Linked DNA regions of Homo sapiens: region 1 is linked to region 2. Evidence: read pairs that join two places in POLR2A ChIA-PET (ENCODE). Cell type or tissue: HepG2. All regions are shown on one strand. Each heading gives the region's core, and the rest is flanking DNA. Links, peaks and the distances in the headings are about the cores only. Region 1 overlaps SYN3 (synapsin III). Region 2 holds the start of LOC105373002 (a long non-coding RNA gene).

What was found. Peaks named below come from ENCODE experiments on the same cell type or tissue, not always from the same donor. Only the 100,000 strongest peaks of a DNase experiment are listed, where the experiment ranks them.
Region 1: POLR2A ChIA-PET joins it to region 2 with 6 read pairs; 3 of 35 experiments call an interaction of 5 or more read pairs at or near these places.

Annotation. Positions count from the first base shown.
Region 1 is chr22:32,925,807-32,937,422 of GRCh38, forward strand. SYN3 (synapsin III) reads right to left here. Exons shown (of 14, transcript NM_003490.4): 4 at 5,584-5,675. Among named protein-coding and RNA genes, the nearest start is that of SYN3, 130 kb to the right of the region's middle. In HepG2, for the core only: no CTCF peak of the experiment used is centred there; a DNase peak (open chromatin) is centred at 6,575.
Region 2 is chr22:32,639,304-32,650,919 of GRCh38, forward strand. All of the region lies in intron 6 of SYN3 (synapsin III), which reads right to left. It overlaps LOC105373002 (a long non-coding RNA gene), which reads left to right and starts at 1,928. Exons shown (of 4, transcript XR_938176.4): 1 at 1,928-2,012. In HepG2, for the core only: a CTCF peak has its summit at 5,466; a DNase peak (open chromatin) is centred at 5,378.

The DNA of each region.
Region 1 (11,616 bases), core at 3,896-8,895, 290 kb after region 2:
AATAATTCCTAGGTGATTCTAATCTGTAGCTAAATCTGAGGACCAATGGGATAGTTGTTCTTTTTTTTTTTTTTTTGTGGCAGGGTCTCAATCTGTCATCCAGGCTCACTGCAGTGGCTCACTGCAGCATCCGCTCCCAGGTTCAAGTGATTCTCATGCCTCAGCCACTCAAATAGCTGAGACTACAGGCGCACACCACCACACCTGGATAATTTTTGCATTTTTATTAGAGACAGGGTTTTGCCATATTGCCCAGGCTTGTCTCAAACTCCTGATCTCAAGCAATCTGCCCACCTTGGCCTCCCAAAGTGCTGGGATTACAGGCGTAAGCCATTGTGCCCAGCCGGGATAGATGTTCTTGTTTTTACCTGTTACAAATGAAGGAGATCCAGCCACCCTACCAAATAGGGAAGCAGACACGAGTACAAAAAATACCAAATATGAGCACAGATTCCTAAACAATAGCATTTTAGGCTTTTTATAGTACTTGTGTGCAAAATGAGGGTGCTATGAAGAAGTACATGAAAGTATATATTTAGCATTATTCTCCTAATCTCCAATAATCAGGAACTTCTTTATGTCTCCTTATAGTTTTGTCCATTTTTGAAGTATATCTTGAGGTATTTTTATATAGTGCTTATACATTTAAAATTATTTCTTCTAAGTAAATGAATCTTTATCATAATAAATTACTTCCTTTTCCCTAGTAATGCTTTTCACCTTCGAGTCTATTTTTTCCCCCAGACATTAATGCAGCTGCATCAGTGAGCTTTCTTTTGCTGCACAGTTGCATGGTATATTTTTCCCCTTTCTTTAACTTTCAAATTTTCTATATGCTTATATTTTAGATGAATGTCTTGAATGGAAAACATTTAGATTTTTTAAAAGTTACACTGATAACTCTTCTCTTTAATTAGTGCATTTAGTCCATTTACATTTAATGTAATTATTGGTATACATACACTGGTGACACAAATATTTAACAACTCCCAGAGTACTTTGTGGGGTTTGCAGTTCTCACAAATGACCATGAGAGGGCGAATCCAGAAGATGCACAGGCATTTATAGCCTTGAAGAGACAGGAGAAACCAAGCATTCACTCTCTGGGGTTCCACTACTACTTCTGAGGTTCTTCCCTACAATGTCTGGGCATCCTGTGGCCAGGGGAGAACAAGAATATGGGCTTGGGGACAGGAGTGTGGTGGACTGGGGGACACAGGAACAGTCTCATGGGGTTAAGGTGGCTGAAGTCACTCAGTAGGCTCAAGGCAATGGCTATTTACCTACCGGTATAGAAAAGTTTCAATATTTTAATAACCAGCACTGCTGTATAAGCAATTCAGAATGATATCAGATCAGACCTGCTGTTATATTGGGTGTAAATCAACCATTTACTTTGTGTTATTTACAACACCTGTTCTGTGTTGGTTTTTAAAGCCTGCTATTAATATATTTACTTTTTTTTTTTTTTTTTTGAGACAAGATGTTTCTCTGTCACCCAGGCTAAAGTGCAGTGGCGTGATCACAGCTCACTGCAGGTTTGACCTCCCCGGGCTCAATCAATTCTACCAATTCAGCCTCCCTGAGTAGCTGGGAGGATTTCTGCTATTTTTTTGTATTTTTCATAGAGATGGAGTTTCACCATGTTGCCCAGGCTGGTCTCAAACTCCTGAGTGCAGGCAATCCACCCACCTGGCCTCCCAAAGTGCTGGGATTTACAGGCGTGAGCCACCACACCTGGCCATGTTTACTTTCTTCCCTGACAATACAAGGGCCTCAGAATATCTTAATTCCATTTACCCTCAATCTCTACTAACTTAATGTTGTATATTTTAATCCTTCATATATTTTTAAATCCATAAAATTATTTTATTGTCTTTTGAAGACAATACCTATTAACACCACTTTCTTTGCCCTTCATATAATCTTGCAGCTCTACGTTAATCTGAGGTCATTTTATTTTTGCCTAAAGTACATACATACTTTACAGTTTCCCTTTGTGAAGGTCTGTAAATGTTTTTATTTTGCCATCATTCATAAAAGATGTTTCTCTGAGGATAGAATTATAGGTTGGCAATTAATTTCTCTCAGCACACTGAAGACATTTTTCCACCACTGTTCTCAGGAAGCTGCCAGTCTGTTACTTTAACAAAAGTACAGATGTTCCTTAACTTACAAAGGGGCTGCATCCCAATAAACCCATTGTAAACTGAAAATATCCTAAGTTGAAAATGCATTTATTGGCCGGGCGCAGTGGCTCACACCTGTAACCTCAGTACTTTGGGAGGCCAAAGTGGGAGGATCATGAGGTCAGGAGATGGAGAACATCCTGGCTAACACGGTGAAACCCCGTCTGTACTAAAAATACAAAAAATTAGCTGGGCATGGTGGTGGGCGCCTGTAGTCCCAGCTACTTGGGAGGCTGGGGCAGGTGAAGGGTGTGAACCTGGAAGGCAGAGCTTGCAGTGAACCGAGATCGCACCACTGCACTCCAGCCTGGGCGACAGAGCGAGACTCCGTCTCAAAAAAAAAAGAAAAAAAGAAAATGCATTTATTACCCCTAACCTACCAAACATCATCGCTTAGCCTAGCCTACCTTAGACATTATCAGAGCACTTACATTAGCCTACAGTTGGGCAAAATCTTTGAACAAAAAGTCTATTTTATAATAAAGTGTTGAAGATCTCATGCAATTTATTAATGCTCTGCTGAATGAGTGTCACTTTGCATCATCACAAAGTCAAAAAATCATAAGTCAAACCATTGTAAATTGGGGACCATCTGTAATCTGCCTTTTTTCCTCTGGCTTTTTCTTTCTAAATATCACTATTGAGTCTTGGTGTGGAATTATTTTTATTTATCCGCTTGAAATTTGCCAAGCTTCTGCTTTCGGTGGTTTGGTATCTTTCCAAAACAATCATTTCTTCAAATACTGTCTCTGCTCTATTCTCTTTTACCTCTCTCTTTTGAGATTCTGATTAAATGAATATTAGGCCCTCTCCTAGAATCTAACAGTCTTTCCTGCACCTCCGATCTTTTTCTCTCTGTGCTTCCTTCAGGATAATCTCTTCAGCTGTACCTTTCATTTCATAAACGCTTTTTCAGCCATGTCTAATGTGATGTTAAACACAATAATTTTGATTACTGTAGTTTTCATTTCCAGAAGTTGTGTTTAAAAAAAAAATGGTTGTATCGGCTGGTCGCGGTGGCTCACACCTGTAATTCCAACACTTTGGGAGGCCAAGGCCGGGGGATCTCCTCAGGTCAGGAGTTTGAGACCAGCCTGACCGACATGGCAAAACCCTGTTTCTACTAAAAATACAAAATTAGCCTGGTGTGGTGGTGCATGTCTGTAATCCCAGCTACCCGGGAGGCTGAGGCAGAAGAATTGCTTGAACCTGGGAGGCGGAGGTTGCAGTGAGCCAAGATCATGCCATTGCACTCCAGCCTGGGCAACAAGAGCGAAACTCCATCTCAAAACAAACAAACACAAAAACCTGGTTATATAACTTTTTTTAGTGTCCTTTTCTCCGCAGATATCTCCATACCTGATTTTTTTCAATTTGATATGTATAGTTTTTAAAAATAACCTGTGTGATAATTCTAATGTCTTCTGTCTTTGAGGTTCTGTCTCCATTGTCTATTGTTCCTGTTTCACCTGGTTATCTTTGACTACGTACTAGCTATTATACAAAAAAATTATTTGAAGGATCATTTGAAGCCTAGCTTGAAAGTGCCTTCCTTTACATAGGATTTGCTTTTATTTCTGGCATGTCTGGGATCACCATAAACCAAGTTCAATGCCTGAGGTTTCCTGGAGGGCTGGGGTATTCAAACTGCAATTCAAGCTGCAAGTACTTGTGAGGGCTCACCTACTTGTAATTCATGTTCACCTAGAAGCTGTAGTCCTTTGGGGAATCTCAGCTTATTGTGGAGAGGGTCTACTGTTACACTCCCTATTGTGAGTGGCCCTGAGTGTTGATTTCTGTCTCCCTTGCCTCCACTAAGCTCTCAAAACCAGTTGCAAATTTGGCTGATCTAGTGAATACTCTCAGGATACAGGTGGCTTTGTACTCATTTACCTGTCTGGGTTTTCATTTTCCCATCAGTCTCTTCCTGGTAATTCCTTACTGTCACACCAACTCTTAGAAGGCCTTTAAAGACTGTAATTATTTAGTATCAGTTTTTACGTTGTTTTCAGGGGAAAAGCTGGTCCAAATGACCTAGCCCACCGTTACTGGAAATAGGAAGCCAAATGTCTTTCATGGCATACAGTAGGCACTCAATAAAGAATGGCTGAATTAGTTGAATTATCATAATTTACCAAATGATATGGTTTGGCTGTGTCCCCACCCAAATCTTATCTTGAATTGTAGCTCCCACAATTCCCATGTGTCATGGGAGGGACCTGGTGGGAGGTAATTGAATCATGGGGGCGGGTCTTTCTCATGCTGTTCTCGTGTTAGTGAGTAAGTCTCAAGAGATCTAACGGTTTTATAAAGGGGAGTTTCCCTGCACAGGCTCTCGTTCTCTCTTGTCTGCCATCAGGTAAGATATGCCTTTCACCTTCCACCGTGATTGTGAGGCCTCCTCAGCCACGTGGAACTGTGAGTCCAGTAAGCCTCTTTTTCTTTATGAATTACCCGGTCTCGAGTATATGTCTTTATCAGCAGCATGAAAAAGGACTAATATACCAAACATGCACCTTTTTTTTTGGATCTGTCTTTATTTGCAGAGGCTGTTTCCTACTCTTAGGATATACTTCTCTTTCCCTACACCCAGCCTGAGAATGTCCACATTCTACCATTGGACCAGGCTCAGAACAAATGTTACCTTTTCCTCAAAGCTTTTCCTGTTTTCCCTCCTTCCCCAAATCTGAATCCTGTCTCTTCCTTCTCTAAACCCTCATGAGACCTAGTGTGTATCGTTCTCTGGGTACTTAACTAGATAGCAATGTATTCATACATGTGTTTATCTCGCCTATGGATTTATACATTCTTGTCATTTTTGGCTTCTGAAGAAACCCCTCACTTGCTCTCCAATTCAGCATAAATTACAAACAGATTTCTGAACATATTATATATCTAGTGCTTTTAGTTTTGGTCTACTTGGAGAAGATTCTATGAACACTTAGTCTGCCATATTGCAGGAAGTTGAATTTCATTTATTCTAATAAACCTTCCATTCGTACCGCACTTCAGAGTTAACAGGGTGCTGTCATACATGTGAGTTTCTGTAAACTTTAGCAGCCTCTAACTTCAGTGCATATCATCATGCTGCAGATGAGAAGTAGAGGACAAAAGGGACTAAATAATATGCCAGAGCAGAGCCTCAAAGCCAGAAATGGAACCCAAGTCTTTTCTCTCCAAGCCCAGGGCTCACTTGGGGACACCACAGGTGCTGCACGTATGATATGTGCCGCTGGTCATTACTACTGCAACCACACCTGGGAAGCAGACATTCTGTACAGGAAAGTACATGTGGCAAAGGAGTTAGGTCGCAGGAAGTGGACGGAGGGGTGGGCTACATGAGGTTCCACGTATGCAATTCTCAGAAGGTTCTGCATATTTTAATCCTACTTACCTCACCACTTTGGTCCCATTTCTCACGACCTGCATGTCCACCATGCAGCCCCCGGTCACATAGGCAGCTAGGTTCAACTCTGAGAATTCAGCCTGAAGAATAAAGCAAAGCAAAAAAGGATTCATCAAATACCAACGGTGGTAACAACGGTTAACACATATTGGGTACTTAGAGGTACAAAGTACACCTTTAAAGCTCCCCTCAAACTTAGGAAGTTGCCGATATTATTTTCATCTTTCTTTTTGAAAGATGAGGAAGCTGAGGCTCTAAGAGGCCTGGTGGCATGTCCAAGGCAGCACAATTAATACAAGGCCAAACTGGATTGAAGCCCATGTGTCTCTGATTCAAGGACCTATGCTTTTAATCCTTGCTAATTTCTGCCTCTTTGAAGGTGGAAGAGGCAATTCCAGCTCCAAGACCAGAACATGCCAGATGCTGTTTGATGGGACATTTTCTCTAGATTTTCTCACCTTCATGCTCTACAGTAGTATGGCATCATGACTCTGCAGATGCTGTTTGATGGGACATTTTCTCTAGATTTTCTCACCTTCATGCTCTACAGTAGTATGGCATCATGACTCTGCAGATGCTGTTTGATGGGACATTTTCTCTAGATTTTCTCACCTTCATGCTCTACAGTAGTATGGCATCATGACTCTGCAGATGCTGTTTGATGGGACATTTTCTCTAGATTTTCTCACCTTCATGCTCTACAGTAGTATGGCATCATGACTCTGCAGATGCTGTTTGATGGGACATTTTCTCTAGATTTTCTCACCTTCATGCTCTACAGTGGTATGGCATCATGACTCGGTGATTATTTCTCTCTATTAACGGACCCACCCCCCACCCTGGTCATATGCCCAGTTTTCTTCTCTTGGTAATGGCCCCTCCTCTTGCTCCATCCATCTGGTTACAGCAGCAGCACCATGTTTGTTCATTGACATACTGCCCTTTTGGTCACAGTTGATGGGGTAAGCATCTGACTCGGGGTGGAAGAATGAGATACTCTTCCCTGAGAGTTTGAAACTGATGAGTGAGTCATGCAGTTTCTTTCTAGGTGGTTGTATCTTTAATGCACAAACCATGTTTTCTGTCATCTGCACTGGCAAAGCACAGAAAACCAGGGTGGAGAGAGACAGAGAGAGGGAGGAATGTCACAGTCACCAAGAGAGGGGCAGGGGCAAGAGATGGGGATGTTTATGTGCCAGCTACAGACCTACCTTTGGATTTTGTGAGTTCATCTTTTGGGTTGCCTATTTGTTTAAATGAGCTTTCATGGATTTCTGTTGCTTACAACCAGAGTCCCATGGAATACATCCCTCTTACCAGATGACATGCTCCCTGGGATTTCTCACTATAACCACCTGTCTTAGTCTCCCAAGGCTGCTGTAATAGGTGGCTTAAACAGCATAAATTCATTCTCCACAGTTTTGGAGGCTAGAAGTCCAAAATCAAGGTGCTGGTAGGGCTGGTTCCTGCTGAGGGCTATAAGGGAAGGATGTGTTCCAGACCTCTCTCTTTGGCTTGTAGATGGCCATCTGCTCCCTGTGTCTTCTTACATTGTCCTCCTTCTATATCCAAAGCTCCTGTTCTTATAAGGACACCAGTCATATACACTACCCTCACTTTAATAGCCTCACTTTAACTTGATTACCTCTTTAAAGACCCTATCTCCAAATAAAGTCACATTCTACTGTGGGTTAGGACTTCAACATATGAATTTTGGGGGTGACAAGTCAACCTATAATGCTATCGGCTAAAATGCATAGCACCAAACTGTGCCTTATACACAGTAGATGCCAAAAGCAATTTCTTTGGGTTTAATGGATAAACATAACCACTCACATGTATGAAGCACTCACTATGTGCCAGGTACCGGCCTAAGCATTTTACACATATGAATTCATTTAATCCTCATGCTTGTCCAGATGAGGAAATGGAGGCAGAAAAAGATCAAATAACATGCACAGCATCATATAGTAGGTAGCAGAGCTGGTATTCAAACCCAGGCGGTGTGGCACCAGGGCCTGTGTTTTTGTTGTTGTTGTTGTTTTCAGACAGAGTTTCACTCTTTCACCCAGGCTGGAGTGCAGTGGCTCAATCTCGGCTCACTGCAACCTCTGCCTTCCAGTTTCAAGCAATTCTCCTGCCTCAGCCTCCCGAGTAGCTGGGATTACAGGTATCTGCCACCACACCCAGCTAATTTTTGTTTGTTTGTTTGTTTTTTAGTAGAAAGGGGGTTTCACCATGTTGGCCAGGCTGGTCTTGAACTCCTGACCTCGTGATCCGCCCGCCTCGGACTCCCAAAGTGCTGGGATTAGAGGTGTGAGCCACCACGCTCAGCTGGCCCTGTGCTTTTAACTGCCACACTCCATGGCCCCCACTGTTCAGCTGAATGAGGCATTAGGTGGCTTATAACTGGGAATTTTAGGGACCTAAAAACAACCCATTTAAAGAAAAAAGTTTACATTGAAGGGAAATATCATTTCATGGCAACTTAACTGTATCTCCTTGGAGTCATTTAACAGGAATTATGACCAAAGACCCAGCCATCTCCCCAGATAGCATTAGAGCAAACCGGGAGTACTTACGCCTCTTGCTGTAATTAATAACCTCATTATGCTGTGGCAAGGCGAAAAGATCACTGTGAATGAGTCCAGGTTAGTAAATAGTGGTAATGGCCTAGTTATTAAGTTTAATGCCTTAAACATTCAGTCCCATCATGTTCAAGATTCTTAGTTGGCAAGGTCACAAAGAAGAATTAAGAAGAAAAGTTGTTGCTTATGTGCGCAGATAAAAAGACATTAGAAGAAAGTTGCAAAACAGGATACCTGGTCACCAAATATATGCAGAGAGGGAGTGAAACAGAATCTTGGAAGATAGAATCTCTGACTCAAAAGTGGCAAGGACCCAAGGGCTGTCTCGCTGCCCAAATGGAAAGAGAGATACCTGGAGAGAAGTCACACTCAGGCTTGGATGTACAAGTTAGAGGTTCATCTTGTTCAGATGTGGGTGTCTAGAGTTATTTCTCAGTTGTGGTTTATGAATAATTACAGGAGATAACTGCCTGGGTTGCAAGGTAGCCAGCTTCCGTGGGATCAAGCAGAAAGGTGGCCTAGCAAAGTAAAAGGGCATTCTTCTGTTATTTAACTGTCTAAAACCTTCAGCACCATGGAAATGAACACAGAGGTGTCCAAACCACCTTCCCTTCAAGATAGCTTGATAGCCTTTCTGGTAGAATATGAAAGAGCAGCCATTTGGAAGACTCTCATGAAAATTGTAGTGAATTGAATTGTATTCCTCAAAAAGCTATGTCCAAGTCCTAACCTCTGATACCTGTGAATGTGACCTCTTTGGGAACTAGGGTCTTTTCAGATGTAATCCAGTTAAGGATATCAGATGAAATCATCTTAGACTGGTGGGAGTTGCGGGGGAGGCACACTAAATCCACTAACAAGTCCTTAGAAGAGAAGAGACGAGGAAAAGACAGAAAGACACAGGAAAGAAGATCATGGGAAGATGGCAGCAGAGATGGAGTGATGCTGCCACAAGCCAAGAAATGCTGAGAGTCACTAGAAGCTGGAGGAGCCAAGGAAGGTCTCCCCTGGAGCCTTCAGAGGGTGTGCAGCTCTGCTGAAACCTTGATTTGGGAATTTTGGCCTCCAGAACTGGAAGAAAATAAATTTCTGTTGTTTTAAGCCACTAAGTGTATGGTAATTGTGGAACCTAGCAAATTAAAATAATAACTTTGGGAATTGAATGCAATTTCAGTATCATATTCAAAGTCACCAGGGCTCGAAGAAGGTCAATGTGGCCAGGTAAAGCTCCTTTATTCACTTCACCAAAAACATGCGCATAGAAATCTGCACCTAGACTCATTCTCTCTCTCTCTTTCTCTCTCTCTCTCTCTCTCTCTCACACACACACACACAAAATAACAAATTAGTTATTCACCTATATCGCAAAAAACGCTACTATCAGAATTACTTAAATATTCTGCATGAGCTAACCTTTTCACCACAAATTATTTTGACCTCTAAGGCTTTTGGTATGGTATTTTTTTTTTTTTTTTTTTGAGATGGAGTTTCACTCTTGTTGCGCAGGCTGGAGTGCAACGGCGTGATCTCAGCTCACTGCCACCTCCACCTCCCAGGTTCAAGCAATTCTCCTGCCTCAGCCTCCTAAGCAGCTGAGATCACAGGCACCCGCCACCGCGCCCGGCTAATTTTTGTATTTTTAGTAGAGACAGGGTTTCACCATGTTGGCCAGGCTGGTCTCAAACTCCTGACCTCAGGGCGATCCACCCGCCTCAGCTTCCCAAAGTGCTGGGATTACAGGCGTGAGCCACTGTGCCCAGCTGGTGGGATAACATTTTAATACTACACATTAGGCACTGTGGTATGGACAAATGAGTACTCAGAGAGACTACATTCACATGTAAGCTGTTCAATATACTAGCTGATGAGTTTAGTGAAGTTACTGATTTGAATATCAATTTTGATATCTTTAAAACAGAGGTAATGATATCAATAATATCTATCTTTAAATGTTTTTGTGATGATTCAAGACAATGTATATGAAACATCCAGCACAGGGCTGAGACTCAGTAAATAGTTGCCATTATTATTTTCAAATATTCCATTGTCTTAGTAAGCTTAAACTGAAAGCATCCAAACTGGTGTACCCTGAAAAAGAACAACTCCTTCAAGTATTTATAACATATACATTTAAAAAATATATGGAGGTGTGAAATGTAAAGACTTCTGCATATGGCAACAATGAAGTACCAGAGATTACATATACACTCCCATCTTAAACAACAATAAAGCCAGACAAACTGCATTACATATCAGTTTTCAGGAACTAGACAACAGGCATTTCAGGACTATGATTCCTGTAAGAGGGAACAAAATTATCCCTATGTTTATCCTAGCTTACTGCCTAGAGGCAGTTTCCAGGCAGCAGAACAGCATGGGAGAAGGCAGAGTTCATCAGTTTCACTGAGTTAAGGATACAAAGATTGAAGTTCAGGGTAGCCATGGCAGCTAAAATTTGCAGGACAGAGTATAGGAAAAGATGAATCTGCAGAGAAAAAATAAAACAAACAAACAAACAAACAAACAAAAAACCTCACAAACTCCAGGGAGATCTATGTCTTTCGCTGAGTAACTAATTTGAGCATACATGAAAGGAAAGTAATCAAGGCCAGGAAAAAGCCATTAGGAAACAATCTCCAGAATCCACAGAGCTGGGAAGAACCCATGTGCTCACCAGCTAGAGGGTAAAGACCTTGTCAAATGGGTAGGTTACTCAAAATTTCATAGTGGGACTGAATTATCCCTGGCCAACAGCATGCTCTGGATCTAGGACGACCAGTTTGTCCCGGTTTGCCTTGGGCTTTCTCAGCTTTAAAACTAAAAGTCCCATTTCTCAGAAACTCTTCAATCCCAGTTTTACAGTGAAAGTCCCATGTCTTGGAAAACTCCTTAATCCCAGGCAAACTAGAATAATCAATCACTCCATGTAGATCTGTCCCAAGAAAAGCTTAAAACCAAGTCTTGAATGGATCAAGTTTATTACAAGTAACTTAACTGCATCTCAGAAAAAACTAAACCACTGTTTAAAGGAATCTAACAAAACCCAGCACCCAACACATCACATTCACAATGTAAAAGTAGTGACATTCAATCACAAATTACGAGGAATGCAAAGAAGCAGAAGAATATGACCCACAACAAGGAGAAATCAACGAATAGAAACAGACGTGGAAATGGAGAGATGATGGGAAGAGCAGAAATGGAAGTTAAAACAACTGTTATAAAGAGGTTCTCAAGAATGTAGATGGAAACAATACAATGGGAGAGAAAGAAACATATTTTAAAAATTAAAAATGAAACTTGTAGAGATAAAAATTATAATATCTGAAATAGAAAATGCACCGCTAGGCTTAACAACAGATTAGACACTTGTATCAGTCTGTTCTACACTGCTATCAACTACCTGAGCCTAGGTAGTCTATAAAGAAAAGAG
Region 2 (11,616 bases), core at 3,116-8,115:
TTCTGTATATGACTAGCCAGCTATCCCAGTATCATTTAGTGAATAAGGGAGTCCTTTCCCCATTGCTTATTTTTGGCAACTTTGTCAAAGATTAGATGGCTGTAGGTGTGCAGCTTTATTCCTGAGTTCTCTATTCTGTTCCATTGGTCTATGTGTCTGTTTTGTACCAGTACCATACTGTTTTGGTTACGGTAGCCTCTTTTGCTTCTTTCATGTTTGTGAATTAAGTTCCTTTTCTTTTTTTGAGACACGTTCTTACTCTGTTGCCCAGGATGGAATGTAGTAGTGTGATCATGGCTCAGTGGTGCTATCATAGCTCACTGCAGCCTCGATCTCCTGGCTCAAGTGATATACCATCTCAGTCTCCCTAGTAGCTGGGACTATAGGTGCCACCACAGCTGGCTAACTTTTAAATATTTGTTTTGTAAAGGCAGGGTCTTGCTGTGTTTCCCAGGCTGGTCTCAAACTCCTGGCCTCAAGGAATCCTCCCACCTTGGCCTCCCAAAGTGCCTGGATTACAGGTGTGAGCCACCATGTCCCTTTTCCTTGGATGAGTGCTGTTGTCAGAATCTGTGGTTTAGCACTGAATTGGATGACACTTTGTGTGGCTATTGGATGTTATAAAGTCCTATCCTCTTCCCATTTGATCCTGATCCAATTCTTCAGTCTCATGCTCTTGCTGCCACTCCTTTCTTCAATCCATATGTTCTAGAACTGCAAAACTGTTCTCTCCACAAACACACAGGCCACTCTTGCCTATTTACCTTTGCACCTGCTTTCCTCCAACTGAAATGCTTTTTCTCTCCTCCCTCTGCCTGGTGAAGGACTATACTGTCTTCAAGTCTCCACTGAGGCCTCACCTCCTCCAGGAAGCCTTCCTTGGTACCCCACAAATCACGCTGGCTGCCTCCTCTGCCCATACTCCCAGGAATGAACCTCTATTGTAGCATTTATCCCATGCCTCTCTGCTAGATTGTAAGCTCCTTGGAGGCAGGGACTGTGCCTTGTTTATTGTGTACTCAGAATCGACCAAAGTGCTGGCACAAGATGGCTGTTTAGAAAGGGTTGATGAATTAATGAGACATTATTAATCTCATTTAGATCAAATTCTCCTTGAGAGATGACTTTAAGCTCCTAGGCCAGCGGTTTTTAAACTGTGTTCTTCAGAGAACTAGGGGTTCCACTAAGAAGCTGCAGGAGTACCACTGGGGTGGAGTAGGGGCTAAGCAGACAGGACTCCAGCCCCAGCTCCTCACAGTCTTCATAAATCTATTCATATTTGGCCGGGTGCGGTGGCTCACGCCTGTAATCCCAGCACTTTGGGTGGCCGAGGTGGGCGGGTCACAAGGTCAGGAGATCGAGACCATCCTGGCTGACATGGTGAAACCCCATCTCTACTAAAAATACAAAAAAATTAGCCGGGCGTGGTGGCGGGCGCCTGTAGTCCCAGCTACTCCGGAAGCTGAGGTGAGAGAATGGCGTGAACCTGGGAGGCAGAGATTGCAGTGAGCGGAGATCGTGTCACTGCACTCCAGCCTGGGCGACAGAGCAAGACTCTGTCTCGGAAAAAAAAAAATCTATTCATATTTGTCAGATCACTTGGATTCATCTTTGATTTAGAAACAGAGTCACAGGGGTATTATAAATAAGCATCGGGCTTCAAGTCAGAAGGCTCTGGTTTGCTACGTAGCTTAAGCTGGGTGTGCCTGGGCATTCGCCCAGGTCTCTGCCTCTGCAGCAAAACGGGGGTGACCAAACCAGCCCCACAGATTGATTATGAAGAGTAAATGTGGTCCCATGGCATCATCATATATGAGAAACACCTCAATACATTGAGCACGAACGTCAACAATGGTGATTAAATTACAGGCAGTCAGGCAGGGCTGGCCTCTTTCTGACTTGTGATCTGAACCGTGGAGCTCACGTGTTCAGAATGAACATCACCTCACTGGAGTTCAAGGCTCTGCAACTCGTACGTGCTTCAGAATCCCTGGGAAGCTAAACGTTAAGATGTGAGTTCTGGGGCCGGGCGCGGTGGTTCATGCCTGTAATCCCAGCACTTTGGGAGGCTGAGGCAGGCGGATCATGAGGTCAGGAGATCGAGACCATTCTGGCTAACACGGTGAAACCCTGTCTCTACTAAAAATACAAAAAATTAGCTGGGCGTGGTGGCGGGCGCCTGTAGTCCCAGCTACTCGGGAGGCTGAGGCAGGAGAATGTTGTGAACCCGGGAGGCAGAGTTTGCAGTGAGCCGAGATGGTGCCACTGCACTCCAGCCTGGGCGACAGAGCAAGACTCCATCTCAAAAAAAAAAAAAAAAAAAAAAATTGCCTAGGGCTGTTGGGGTGTGGGAGGAGGGAAGGGGAATGACTGCTTAATGAGTATGATGTTTCTCGCTGGGGAGAGGAAAATGGTCTAAAATTGAAGGTGGTAATGGTTGCACATATCTGCGAATATACTAAAAGCCACTTAATACTACACTTAAAGTGGGTAAATTGTATTGTAAGTGACTTATATCTCAATAAAGCTGATATTAAGAAAACGAAAAAGTGCTTCCTGAGAAATTGGGGGACCTCATTGTTTGAGAAACCCTTTTCAGGGGTACAGATTGCCCCTCCCCAGCCTCCAAAGATGGAAACTCCCATATTTCTAGAGCATTTCCTCTGGCAATCCTCACACTGTGCTGGTTAAGTTTCCGGTTAAGGCCCGGGTGCGGTGGGTCACATCTGAAATCCCAGCACTTTGGGAGGCAGCGGCAGGTGAATCACCTGAGGTCAGGAGTTTGAGACCAGCCTGGTCAATGTGGGGAAACCCTGTCTCTACTAAAAATACAAAAATTAGCCAGGCGTGGTGCAAGCGCCTGTAATCCCAGCTCCTCGGGAGGCTGAGGCAGGAGAATCGCTTGAACCTGGGAGACGGAGGTTGCAGTGAGCCGAGATCATGCCACTGCACTCCAGCCTTGGGTGACAGAGCAGGACTCCATTTAAAAAAAATAATAATAATAAAGAAGTTTCTGGTTAAGGATTCCAACCATTTTCTAGAAGGGCAATCCAAATCACAAGACTGTGAAAGGACTTAAGCCACACTCAGTGTCCTACCCCAAACTTTTTTATTTTGATTTTGATTTTTTATCTTTTTATTTTATTTTTTTAATTGAGATGGAGTCTTGCTCTGTCGCCCAGGCTGGAGTGCAGTGGCGCAATCGCGGCTCACTGCAAGCTCCGCCTCCTGGGTTCACGCTATTCTCCTGCCTCAGCCTCTCCGAGTAGCTGGGACTACAGGCGCCCCCACCACGCCTGGCTAATTTTTTGTATTTTTAGTCGAGATGGGGTTTCACCGTGGTCTCGATCTCCTGACCTCGTGATCCGCCCGCCTCGGCCTCCCAAAGTGCTGGGATTACAAGCGTGAGCCACCGTACCCGGCCTTATTTTTATTTTTGAGATGGGGGTCTCACTATGTTGCCCAGGCTGTCTCGAACTCCTAAGCTCAAATGATCCTCCCACCTTGGCCTCTCAAATACTGGGATTACAGGCTTGAGCCACTGTGCTTGGCCCTATCCCAAACTTTTTGATCAGGCCCCCTATCAAAAAAAGGTGAGGATGCATCTCAATATATGATGAGTTATTTGTTTTTTAAATCTACCTAAAAGTTATACTTGTATTAATATGCTGATCCATATGGACATTATAAAATGTGCACACAATTTACACTTAAAAAGATGAGCTTATAAAAGTGATAGGGAAACCTTTTTTGAGGAAGTTATTTGTTTGTTTGTTTTTTGTTTTTGTTTTTTGAGATGGAATCTCACTCTGTCACTCAGGCCGGAGTGCAATGATGTGATCTCAGCTCACTACAACCTCTGCCTCCCAGATTCAGCAATTCTCCTGCCTCAGCCCCTCCTGAGTAGGTGGGATTACAGGTGCACGCCACCATGCCCGGCTAATTTTTGTATTTTTAGTAGAGATGGGGTTTCACCATGTTGGCCAAGCTGGTCTTGAACTCCTGACCTTGTGACCCACCCACCTCGGCCTGCCAAAGTGCTGGGATTACAGGCGTGAGCCACTGCGCCCCACCAAGGGGGTGAGATTTGAGCAGGGATGTGAAGGATGTTTATCTTCACACTTTGCGTTGCCACCTAATCTCGCCCCACAGGGGTCAACTTAAGCCTTCTGCCAAAAGCCCAGAGAGTCCTTGAAATCACTGTAAGAGATCTCTAAGAATAATGAGAGGGCAAATTAGAAATGGTGGGGGGGCGGGGGGGGCAGAACAGACCCATAAAGGAAAAGATAAATGAAGAACAGAGGAGGGAAAAAAGAGTTATAGTAGAAATAAATCAGAAGACCCCATGTTCAAATCTCAATATTTCAAACCTCTAATATTTTATGATTGGTATGAATTTGACCTTGAGTTTAGCCTTCTCATTTGTAAAATGGAGGTAACAATACTTCTCCTATAGGACAGTTCAGAGCATTTACTGAGAGGATGTGCTTAAAGAAAGAGACAAGGGGCCGGGCGCGGTGGCTCACACCTGTAATCCCAACACTTTGGGAGGCCGAGGCGGGTGGATCACAAGGTCAGGAGTTCAAGACCAGCCTGGCCAACATGAAGAAACCACGTCTCTACTAAAAATACAAAAAATTAGCTGGGCACCTGTAATCCCAGCTACTTGGAGGCTGAGGCAGGAGAATCGCTTGAACCCAGGAGGTGGAGGTTGTAGTGAGCCGAGATCTCACCACTGTACTCCAGCCTGGGCAAGCGAGACTCTGCCTCAAAAAAAAAAAAAAAAAAAAAAAAAAAAAGCGACAAGACTGACTGATGATGGGAGAAAGGAACTATTCAGGGAGGGAGATGGGAGACAGAGTGCAGTTTCACAAACATATACTGAATACCCACTGAGTGCCAGAAACTGTGCTAGGCAGGACATACAAAATGGAATTTGACCCCATTGCTACCCTTTGGGGAGCCTGAAGTTTAGCAGGGAGACGAGACATATAAGCAGATAGTCAACCGTACATTCAGGGTTGGAGGCTGGCAGTGGAGGGGAGGGGTATGAGGTGGGGAAGAGGAAGAGGGAGGTGCTCTCCACCAGTCCCTGAAGGCACACTGAGGATAAAGATCCTCCTTCTAGGTGGCAGGTGGCAGCTGTCCTGCCACGTGAGTGTCAGGGGCCCTGGGAATGCCTTTTCAGCATGCCCTGGCTCCACGCAACCCTCCCAAATAAACGCCTTCCAGCCCAGACAAGCAGGAAGTGTGCTGGGCTGGCGGATGGACTGACGCTCGCACATGCAGGCACATGCACAGGAAACTGAACTGCTGGGCAGGTTATTTTCGTTTTTCCCTTTCCACCACCACTGGAGCAATCAGTGACATTCCTTTCCCTCCTAAACACACAGGTTTGTGTACCAGAGCCTGGCAGGAAGTGAAGAAATCCCCTTTGGAAGAGCAGCAGCGGCCTCTATCCCGTGGCCTCCTCCCTCATTCCTGGGGTGGCTGCCTGGGGCCTCCCAGTGCTGTGGCCTTGGTGGCTTTTCTCCTCTTTTTCTGACTGTTCCGGGAAAGGGGAGGGATGGGGGAGAACCTGGTTCAGACCTCTTTTTGGAATCACAGTGCCTTTGGCCCTCCACTGCCTAGCTCTCTCCAGCCTCAGCTCAGTTCTTAGAATGATGTCGTAGCAGGAAGTGGTTGGGGAAAGGGTGGTGAGAGGTGGCAGACACAGGAGGAGAGAAGAGGTTCCCAGGTCCGAGAGAAAACACCAGAGGGGAGAATCCAGAGAGGACTCAGAGGTGAAACTGTGCCTTTTGACAGTGACATTCCTTCCTTCAAAACACTTTTCCTAAGAAAATTAAGAAGGCAAGGACAAGGGACCCAGAATCCTCCCTAAAGCCAGACAATAATTAAATGAGAGCTAAGGGCCGAGGAGGGCAGATCACCTGAGGTCGGGAGTTCGAGACCAGCCTGACCAACATGGAGAAACCCCGTCTCTACTACAAATACAAAATTAGCCGGGCATGGTGGCGCATGCCTGTAATCCCAGCTACTTGGGAGGCTGAGGCAGGAGAATCACTTGAACCCGGGAGGCAGAGGTGGCGGTGAGCGAAGATCGCACCACTGCACTCCAGCCTGGGCAACAAGAGCGAAACTCCGTCTGAAAAAAAAAAAAAGCTAAGGGCCCAGGAATGGCAGAAAAATACCTCCTTGCATCTTAAACTTGTCTGCTTTAATAATTTACTCTACAAGTAATACGTGCTTTCGTGTGTGTTTAAAGCTTGTGAGGCTGGATGATATTTCTGAAACGTTAATTGGTAATTGTTTCCACCTGGTATGTCCTTTCTCTTGAGACCCTTCTCCATTTGAGCCAGTGGGCTGCTCTGTGGCTACTGCTTTGGGAAAGGGACGTAACTGCTCCCTGCCCTCTGCTTTTGTTTCCAAAACCCAAGTTCTTAGGAAAACCAAAACAACTCTTGGCATAGGAGACAACAGATTTGGGAGAAATACGGTATGTAAGAGCAGGGCTTCTCACCTCTGAGATGAGACAAGAATTCCCTGTCTGGGGGAAAGGGGAAAAGTGGAGGTAAATCCACAAAAGGGGATATTTTGGGGGTTGGGGTGGGGTGGGGAGCTGTACCCCACTTCTGGCACGTGAGCCTTGGAATAAGGAACAAGTCCCAAGGAGATTCAGGCAAGGAGGGGACCTGCACATTACTTCCTGGTAGAACTATGTCACTGGAGAAGCAGCAGGACCCTAGAGTGGAAGTGGCTGCTTGAAACGTCCAGGTGGATGGAGCCGCGGAAAGGGTGCCTACTGAGGTATGAGAATAGCAGGAAGATTCCCGTGCATCCAGGAAGAGCACAGAGCAGTGGAGATGCATGGAATGGATCCCTGGCTCAACAGCAACCTGTGTGGACCATCAGCTGAGCACCTAGTGATGGACATCTCCATGAATGCCATTTGGATCAATAACATTGGTGTTTCCTCCCACTGTCTTGGAACTAACTCAAGCTCCAAAAGTCTGGCGCAACTCTAGGAGAAGGGGAGGGAACCCCAAACTGACTTTTGTTCATGCTGGTGCTTAAAATAGAAAATGAACCTTAGAAAAATCCACTTACATTTCTTGCATCTGAGTCCCCCTGGGAAGGTGGATGGAGAACCTGACTCATAAGGTCGCTTATTTAGTGTTGGCAGTTTCCATAAATATTTACACCTGAGTTTTAAACATCCGGCTAGCGCTTCTTTGTGCTAGATCTTTTTTTGGGGTAATAGAGGGATAAAGAAGGAGCAGATGTGTTATAATAGGTGCTCCAAGAAGATTGCAAATACAGCGTTATGGGAGCAGGAGGATGTTGAGAAAGTCTTTCCAGGCCCTGCAAACTATGAGTAAGGGTTTTCTCGGGTTTGAGTCAAGGATTGAGGCACTTCTGATTTGACTGGCTTTGTGAGCAGAGACTGAGAAACAATGAAACAGTGGAAAGAATGGAGGCAGATATTGCAGAAATACAAGAATAGCAAATGGCAAGGCCCCCTCTCCCTCTGTGGTTCTGTTTTGGATGAGATATTCCAGATGGAGCAGCTGAAGTGAGTGGAGACCTGTTTGGCTTGTGGAAGAGGTTTTGGTTCTGTATGGAGAGTAAAAAGCCATCAGGTTAAGAGACAAGGGCTGGCTCCCCTGAAGCCCCCTGCCTTCGCTGGTTGCTGGGAACCAAGTGAAACTCTCTTGAACTTGAGTCAGCTTGAATACAGGTCTGTGTGTCCCTGTAACTGCCAAAGGCTTGGGGGCTTGTCTGGTCACCTGTTTTATGTGTCTGGGTTTTACCTCTCCTACTTATATTCTATGTCATGAGAAAACTGGCCTTTGGTCTTGGAAGACACCACCCAGAATGCCCCTCTGCATGTCTATGAGTTCCAAATCCAAGGGGGTCAGCAGAGGAGGGACCCAGGGATCTCCAGAAGGCCTCTTGGTGTTCTTTTCTCGGAGCCTACTGTGGGCTCCTCTTCCAAGGCTACAGGCATATGAGGTAGGGACAGAGATCCTGGTGGCATCTGAGATGATGTTTGGTGATGCTTGAAAATAGCATCAACAGACTGAATCATATGCTGAGAAAGTTATTTCCTTTTCAGTGAATTTTCTAGCTTTGAGATTTTTCTTTTTCTTTTTTTTTTTTTGAGACAGGGTCTCACTCTATAGCCCAGGCTGGAGTGCAGCGGTATGATCATGGCTCACTGCAGCCTTGGCCTCCTGAGTTCAAGTGACCCTCCTGCCTCAGACTCCTGAGTAGCTAGGACTACAGATGTGTGCCACTGTTCCCAGCTATTTATTTATTTATTGAGATGGAGTCTTGCTCTGTTGCCCAGGCTGGAGTGCAGTGGCGTGATCTCAGCTCACTGAAACCTCCGCCTCCTGGGTTCAAGCAATTCTTCTGCCTCAGCCTCCGGAGTAGCTGGGATTACAGGTGCGCGCCACCATATCTGGCTAATTTTTGTATTCTTAGTAGAGACAGGGTTCCATCATATTGGCCAGGCTGGTCTCGAACTCCTGACCTTGCAATCCGCCCACCTCGGCCTCCCAAAGTGCTGGGATTACATATTTTTAATATTTTTTTACATTTTTTTTGTTTTTGGTAGAGATGGAGTCTCACTATCTTGTCCAGGCTTATCTTGAACTCCTAGGCACAAGTGATCCTCTCACTTCAGTCTCCCAAGTAGCTGAGACTACAGACACACTTTTAGAAAAGTTTTTGTAGGGATTGGGGGGGTGTCTCACCACATTGCCTAGACTGGTCTCAAACTCCTGGCCTCAAGCAGTCCTGCACACTTCAGCTTCCCAAATTGCTGGGATTACAGGAGCCGCTACACCTGGCTTAGCTTTTGAGACTCTATTAAGGAGAGTCTTAGTTTGGTTCCTGTGCTCTTTCAACACCTCCCCAATATTAGCAAACCTCCCACTTTCCTGGAGAGCTTGGAGCCCATAGCAAGCAAGAGTATCCAGCATGAATTCAATAATATTGCTTTGTTCTTGTGTTTTTTATGGTTATTTTCTTTTGTCAGGAGATACTGGTTTTCCATTTATGGTAGTCATCAGTTTCTTTGAAAATAGGTTTATTGAAGATAAAACTTAAAAATATCAATAATTATATGAATTACAGTATACACAGTACATAAATATGGTAAAAATTGTAAAGGTTGTGACCAACGATTGAAGTTTGGGAAACCCGGACTTAAAGTTTTGGCCCCAGTGAAAATCCTGCCCTTAGTAGTTTAATGGAAAGAGCACAGCATTGGTTAGAAATATCTGCATTTGAGACTTGGCATTGTAAAGCCCTGTTTGGCACATATTAGCTACATGACCATGGGCAGGTTGATTAACCTCTCAAAGCCTCAGTTTCATTAGCTGTAAAATGGGAACGTACTACCTCTTGAGGTTGCTGAAAGATTAAATGACATCACACACACAGAGTATACGCTGAGCTCAGAGCCTGGCTCACAGCAAACAACTAAGATGGACAATTATGATTTTTGTTGTTGTCCAAGAAGCACCTCTTTTACTCTGAGGTGCCACACAACAGTCATTGGCCACTCATACCAATGAATGTGCATTTTACATTTTCTCCCTGCAGGGAGTTTGGATGGGCACAAAGTAAAACAAAGAGGCCCCTGGATGTGAAGGAGTGTATGAAATTAGGAAACAAGTATCTCCTGACCACCTATTACAGTTGATTGTATCATCGTTCCTAATTCTTCACCCCTCTCTGTATCAATACCTGTTGTCAGGTGACTTGATAGTTTCTTCCACTAGAGGCGGAGTATACTTCCCCTATCCCTAATTCTGGGCTTGGTCATGTCGCTTATTTTGGCCAATGGGCTGGTAGCAAACGTGACACAAACAGTGGCTTAAAATGTGCTTGTGAATTTGGGTATGACCCTCTTGTACTGCTGCAGTTAGCCATGTCCTGGCTAGCTTGCTGGTCCACTCAGCGCCAGGCCTAGAGCAGCCAATTCCCATCTGACCTGTGAGAGCAAGAATAATTATTTTTTAAGCCGCCGAGCTTTGGGATGGTTTATTATGTTTCAAAATTGTGACAATAGATGTTAATGACCCCTAGTATGTACCGAGTACAGGCATTTTCGTATAGTCTATTTAATTTCATCTTCAAACATCCCCATTTACTAATGAGGAAATTGAGACTTTGAGAAAGCCCTCCTGGTCCAAGATCACACAGAAAGGAAACAGCTGAGCTTGGAGGCAACCCTGTTCCAACTCCCAGAACATGCTCTTCTTACTACACCACGGAAGAATGGGGTGGTGGGAGGCGGAACACAACAAAACTAGCTTCGCGGCTGGGCCCAAGGCTGGTCCCATCTAGAGTCATCTTTGAGACCACAAGAGCCAACATCATAAATCTAGAATTGTGACAACACAGGATGACTCAGGCAGGGGGTGGCCGGACAGGGAAGCCCTGGTGAGGGGCTGGTTGGTTATAAAACCTCAGTCTAAATAGGGACAGGGCGGTAACATTAGTAGACAGGGCTGGGCCACAGAATCGGGTGGTTTAGGACAAATAATGACTTGAAATTTATTTTGGAAAATATTTTCCCAAGTGTCTCACTGGGCCTTGTGGGAATGAGAAAATCAGTGGGGAAAAAGCCAGGAGAAAAAGCTGATGAGGCTGAGAAGGGGCTCATGACTAGTAGGCTTTGATTTCATAAAATTCAGAGCATTAGATGTTCCTGGAGGTGAACTCTTACTCATGCTATAGAACTCTTCCCCCAATTCCCCCGCTCTGTGAGTTATCCCATCATAAGACAGACGCAATCTCAAATTTCTCTATTCATTCTCCAACAGTTATGACAACGGCCAGCATTCATTGAGCATGTACTAATTGCCAGACACTATTCTAAGCTCTTTACACTTTTCTTTCTCTCTCTCTCTCTCTCCCTCCCTCCCTCCCTCCCTCCCTCCCTCTCTCTCTCTCTCTCTTTCTTTTTGAGACAGAGTCTCACTCTATCACCCAGGCTGGAGTGCAGTGGAGCGATCACAGTTCACTGCAACCTCTGCCTCCCAGACTCAAGCAATCCTTCCACCTCAGCCTCCCGAGTAGCTGGTACCACAGGTGTGTACCTCCATGCCTGGCTAATTTTTGCATTTTTGTGGAGACGGAGTTTCACCATGTTGCCCCGGCTGGTCTCAAACTCCTGGGCTCAAGCGATCCCCTCATTTCAGCCTCCCAAAGTGCTGGGATGGCAGGCCACTCTACCTGGCTGCACTTTACACTTTTATTGGTCCTTTCAATCTTCACAATAATGCTAAGCAGAATATGCTCCTACTCTTTCCCATTACACAAATGAAGGAGAAAAACAGAGGCCCAGAGATATGAACTACAAAGCCCAGGCTCACACAGCTGGTCAGAGGCAGGGTTGGAACTCTAATTTGAGAGAGTATGCTCTGACTCACTATGCCGCGTGTTTACTGTACAGCGCTGTGACAATCTGAGTCTCTTATTAAATGAGATAATGCATGCCAAGCACTTAGCTTCTTGCCCAGCATTAGAGACGGCCAAAAATATTACAATACCAAGTATTCTTATGCTGATATGAATTTTATTTTATTACCTTATAACAGC